2 separate regions of the Homo sapiens genome follow, and region 2 is linked to region 1. A link is a loop called in an ENCODE intact Hi-C map of the cell type or tissue named here. Cell type or tissue: HepG2. All regions are shown on one strand. Each heading gives the region's core, and the rest is flanking DNA. Links, peaks and the distances in the headings are about the cores only. Region 1 overlaps KANK1 (KN motif and ankyrin repeat domains 1). Region 2 has its middle 77 kb from the start of DMRT1.

Region 1 (2,915 bases), core at 200-2,699:
CTTCCACAGAAAAACAGGACAAAGAAACCTGTGTGAATTTTCAGCTTTTCACCTTCTCTGATTTTATTTCTTCCTCACTCTTCCTTTGACAGTCCTCGCAGTCCGCCTGAGAGAGTAGAGAAGACCCCCTCCCAGAACCTTCCTGTAAGGTCTCCCCGCTGACTTCCTGTAGTGGATGTGACTGTGTGCCAGGTGCCTGCCGAAGACCCCTGTCACTGACTGTGCCCTTTGGGAAAGAGTCAACAATGGCCTCCTCCTATGGCTGACTTCGTTCATGTTCAGGCTCTCCAGCTTGCTAGTGAGAATTGCCAAGGATTGGTTCATGGCAGGATAGAACTAAACTGATAGATGAAAGCTCCACAGTGCTTCAAGACGGGGTCCCGTTCATGTTAAGCAGTTTTCCTTCCTTCAAAATAAAAAACTAGCAGTCCTTAGGGAGGACAGTTTTTTCCTTCCTTTTCCTATTCTGGCTCCAACAGCTGTCTCAACACAGCCCGAGATGGGGAGCAGCCTGGCTTCCACCGGCAATAGCTGTATTGTGGGAGTGTGAAAGAGAAGCCACCTTTTCCTCCCTCTGCCCAAGCCACCTGGCCCCTTTGTCCTTTCTCCTCCTCGTCCTCTGAGGTATGAGTGGCTGTGACTGTATGACATAGGAACTATGAAGCGGGGTGAGGGGACGGTTTGGTGCGTAAATCCTCACGCAGGTGGCGGTTATTGTCTGTGTGGAGGAAATAAGCCCGGTTCTTCCTGGGACTGCTTTCATTTCCCTCTAGCTTCCAGAGGGTAAAATGAACCTTAATGGAGGTTGGGGGGTGGCACGCACAAAGTCCTGGGTTGAGGGGGCAGTGGTCAGAAAGTTCCCTAGGGTAATATACAAAGGAGAATTAACACTGGGGACACTGAGGTGGGTTTTGGTCCTTTCCACATAACTGACACCTTTCAAAGCAAGGACTTGCTTTCTCGTGAGGAATGTCAGCAGTCGCAACACCACTGGGTTGGATGCAGGATAATTATTCAGAATCACGAGTTACCTGTTTGCAAGCAATCACATTGCAGGTGGGATAAATAAGCAGACAGTCTGTGGTAGGTTCCCCCACCCCAACCGCCTCCCCTCCCCCCAGGGATACTGTAATTTTAAGTATTGTTTTGGATATTGGTAATTCTAAAGCTCCAATCTTAACTGGGTTTTATGAAAGCCGTTATAGGGTGTTTATTACCAAAAAAACCTCCTTCTTATTTAATAATACAGTGCCTAGCCACTCCTTTTTCCCTGCATCCGTACATGAAGCCTGATTGCAGATCTCGAACAGTATATTTCTTTGAGCTAAACAGCAAGAACAGATAAGGTATCTTATCAAAACACCACGCCAGGTGGCGTGGCTCACAGCTATAATCCCAGCAATTTGGGAAGCTGAGGTGGGAGGATTGGTTGAGGTCAGGAGTTTGAGGCCGCAATGAGTTATCGCGCCACTGCACTCCAGCCTCAGCAACAGAGGGAGACCCTGTCTCTAATAAAACAAAAACATTACACCATTGTCAGAAAGTGATTTGTTCTTCTTTGTTGGATTAAATTCTCTCACGTGCAAGGTAGTGGCCAGCAGCCTAAGAAGATACACAAGCTCTTCACTGTAGATGTTTGGCGGTGTGGGAGTTACAAGGTTAATTATGAGCGTAAGGCCCAGGCATCTTTTCTTCCTAACAATTTCATTTCATCCTATTTCTTTTTCCATTCTTTCTCCGAACTGTCTATACTTTATTAAAGTCTTCTTTTTCCCAGACTCCAGAATAATTTCCTGTGATATGTTTTAGCAGTTTCTCCAGGAAAAGGCTCCAGGAGTCTTTAAATCCAGCCCTCTTTCTGCTGTATCTTTGTGCCTCACATCTTGAGAGAAGTTGAGTGGTAGAAAGTAAAGGAAAGCAGAAAAAGAGATGGGTCAGGGAGGAAAGCCAAGATGGAAAATGGATGGGAATGAATGAGGAACATGATGTGGGTTGGGGTGTCAATTCATGGTTAATACAACATGTGTGGCTCAGTATAACCAGATTGTCATAAGAAGCTCAGGCAGCTCTCCCCCTCTGTTGCCTGGGGCTTTTCGCAGTTACAATAAAAGTGGAAAGATGAAGAATAAGGGCAAGCAGAAGACACACACATTTGCCTGTTTCCCTCTTTTTGTCCAGATTGAGTAGATGGGAGGCAGGGCTGTTACCCATGATGGTGTTTCATACCAGAGTCAATCTACTAGTTTGCTTGGTTTTATAGGCGTGATTCCCAAATTTTGAATCTGAAGTTAGCTGTCAGTTTAAATTCAGAGGGTCCGCAGTTGTTTTTCAGGTTTTTCTTGATTCTGCCTTTGGAAACCAGGAAGATGTTGAATTTACTTTTCATCTGACAATATTGCACATCTGTGAACCCAACTGATCTGAAAGTGTTTACCTCTTAACTCTGTGAAGTTAGCTGGTTATTCTGGATGGCTGGGACAATGGTGAGGACCGTTTATAATGGTTACTCTCACCTGTGCTCCAGACGCTCCACTTGGTGCTAGAAATACAGCAGTGAACAGACATGGTTCTTGCCTCCACACAGCTTGCAGTTTAGTAGGGCAGACTGACGACATTAAAAAGATACCATCGGTGTTGTTATAATGGTGATAAGAGTTACAAAATAAGGGGCCAGGTGCAGTGTCTCACACCTGTAATCCCAGCACTTTGAGAGGCCAAGGCAGGAGGATTGCTTGAGCCCAGGAGTTGGAGACCACCCTGGGCAACATAGTAAGACCTTGTTTCTACAAAAAAAAAAAAAAATCAAAAATTAGCTGGGTGTGTTGATGTGCACCTGTGGTCCCAGCTACTCAGGAGGCTGAGTTGGGAGGATCACTTGAGCTCAGAAGGTCAAGGCTGCAACGAGCTATGATCGC
Region 2 (2,915 bases), core at 174-2,673, 210 kb after region 1:
GCTGACAGCTTCTGTTTCTCATTTCTTATTAGACTAAAGCTTGACTCTTGCTCTGCTGTTTCTTTTCATTGATGAAGCTTAAATAACCAGTAATCACAGCATGCAAAATAGTGTGCACCAGACTTCATATAGTTAAAGTGAGAGTCTTCATTTTTGAAAATATGCTCCAGGCAACTTTGGAAAAAGCAGAATTACTTCCTCTTGTAGGCCACTGGACAGACCCTACTTCGTCCTAAAGTAAGGTGAAGGCCAAAAGACGGGCTTCCAGGGCCAACTACACTACACCTACCTTTTGCCTTAACTTTATTCACTTGTGGGCAACATCAAAAGATGAGCCTATTTTGGGGCCGGCCGCAGTGGCTCACGCCTGTAATCCCAGCACTTTGGAAGGCCGAGGCGGGTGGATCACGAGGTCAGGAGATCGAGACCATCCCGGCTAACACGGTGAAACCCCATCTCTACTAAAAATACAAAAAATTAGCCGGGCGTGGTGGCTCACGCTTGTAGTCCCAGCTACTCGGGAGGCTGAGGAAGGAGAATGGCGTGAACCCAGGAAGCGGAGCTTGCAGGGAGCCGAGATTGCACCAGCGCACTCCAGCTTGGGCGACAGAGCGATACCCCGTCTCAAAAATAAATAAATAAAAAATAAAAAATAAAAATGGAAAGAGAACTACTTCTTTCAAAAACTAGGTGGAGGTCGGACACAGTGGCTCACGCCCGTAATCATAGCACTTTGGGAGGCCAAGGCAGGCGGATCACTCGAGATCAGGAGTTCGAGACCAGCCTGGCCAACATGGCGAAACTCCCTCTCTACTGAAAATACAAAAAAAATGAGCTGGGCATGGTGGTGGGCGCCTGTAATCCCAGCTGTTCCGGAATCTGAGGCAGGAGAATCGCGTGAGCTGAGGAGGCAGAGGTTGCAGTAAGTGGAGAGGGCACCACTGCACTCCAGCCTGGGCGACAGAGTAAAATAAAAGTAATTTTAAAAACTAAGTGGAAATTAAATGAAATTTAATATTAAATGTTTCCAAATAAAACATTATAATTTATTAAAATCCTTTTTAAAAAACTTTAAAAATCTTTTTGAAAAAAACTTTCTAAAAAGCAATTTAAAGGGAATCTTTGCCTTTTACAGTATTGAGTCCACTGCTCTTTTCCTTTCCTCTTTCGTTCTTTAATTCCTTCATGTCTCGCAATAAAGGAAGAAACACGTACAGTTTGGGCATATATCTAGTTGCACATATCCTGGCCCTAGTGTAAAAGACCACAGGGTTTACAGGAGCGCGTAGCCTTTTCTTAATTTAAAAGAATACAGGACGCAGGAGAGAACCACACCCCGCAGACCCAGGCGTAGCGAGTTGTCTGCCCTGTGGCACTCTGTCACCTAGTGTCTGAATCTGCATATTGCACTCTCCTCGATATCCCTTGGTCTGCGAAGGATGAAGTTCCTTCCACCATACGGCCACCGCCATCACCATCACCTTACGACCAACCCCAATGCTCTGCAATGGAGAACAAGCGCCACCATGTTGCAGGGTTCCAGAAAGCAGCAGCTCTGGAACCAGACAGACCTAACTTAGACTCCTAGCTTCCCGTTTACCAGCCGAGACTTTGAGCAAGGGACTTTACCTTTTTAAGCCCTAGTTTCTACATCTATAGAATATGGATGGTAAAAATGCCTGTCTCTAGACTTGTAACCACTGAGCTTCTAGAAAGCCAAATGGGTATGATGTTATAAACATTAAATGAAATATCACAGATAAAGTGCCTGCAAAGCATAGATCAGGCTGGGTGCAGTGGCTCAGGCCTATAATCTCAGCACTTTGGGAGGCTGATGCAAGCAGATCACTTGAGGTCAGGAGTTCAAGACCAGCCTGGGCAACAGGGTGAAACCCCACGAGGACTAAATTATGTTTTTTTATCTTGCCCAAACTCCTATCTAAGGGGTCTGGGGCATCACGCCCTACAAATCACAAATTCTCATCAGATGGGTTTTAATTAGCCCTATATATTGTGACTTACTTTCCAAACTGACTCTGGCATAACATGAGACAAGGGAGAAAATCAAAATATTTTACCCCAAAACATGTTCGTCATATTTTGTAATGGCCCTGCAAAGCTGTTCTGTATAGGGGAAAATTTGCATCTGTAAAGAATCTATTAACACAGCTAGATCCTTTTCTTCCAGACCCTCCCAATCCTAAAGAGATTAACTAAGATCTAAATAAGAAACATTTGTCATCTGTTGTCTCTAAGGGCAGCACTATGAGACTTCAAAACAACTTAGGTCTCCACAATCTTTATCTTAACCTGAACATTCCTTTTCTATGAATCCCAGGTCTTCAGACAAACTCAACCAATTGTCAAAATACTTAAACTCACCTATAGCCTGGAAACCCGCGCCCCACCCTCTCAACCCTTTGACTTGCCCCCACCTTTCTGGACTAAACCAATGTAGTGCTCAAATGTATTTGATTGATGTCTCTTGCCTCCCTGAAATGTATAAAACCAAGCTGCACCCTGTCCACTTTGGGCACATGTTTTCAGGACCTCCTGGGGGCTGTGTCACTCATATTTGGCTCAGAATAAATGTCTTCAAATACTTTACAGAGTTTGACTCTTTTCGTCGACATGCTCTAAACCTTGCCTCAGTCTCTCCCTCTGCCTTATGCCCCTCAAATTCTTTCTTCTGAGGTGGCAAGCACTGAAGTTGCTGCAGACCCATACAGATTCGCTGCCAACATCCTGACCTGTCATTTTATGGGTAAGGAAACTAAACTACAAGGTCCTTAAATGGTCTCTCCACAGTATTAGCCAAACCTGAACAAGATCCCAGGTGTTCCGAATTCCCATCCAAAAGAAAAGGGGAAACCCAATCCCGTTTCCATCTCACCCAGGATCTATTGTCTTCCCAA

Evidence for each region. A loop is a pair of places that touch in the nucleus more often than their neighbours do. Peaks named below come from ENCODE experiments on the same cell type or tissue, not always from the same donor. Only the 100,000 strongest peaks of a DNase experiment are listed, where the experiment ranks them.
Region 2: a loop joins it to region 1, with 22 times the contacts of the local background. A loop is called at or near these places in 5 of 110 quality-filtered maps.

The regions. Positions count from the first base shown.
Region 1 is chr9:549,098-552,012 of GRCh38, forward strand. All of the region lies in intron 1 of KANK1 (KN motif and ankyrin repeat domains 1), which reads left to right. Among named protein-coding and RNA genes, the nearest start is that of KANK1, 46 kb to the left of the region's middle. In HepG2, for the core only: no CTCF peak of the experiment used is centred there; no DNase peak of the experiment used is centred there.
Region 2 is chr9:762,810-765,724 of GRCh38, forward strand. No RefSeq gene overlaps it. Among named protein-coding and RNA genes, the nearest start is that of DMRT1, 77 kb to the right of the region's middle. In HepG2, for the core only: a CTCF peak has its summit at 1,428; a DNase peak (open chromatin) is centred at 1,462.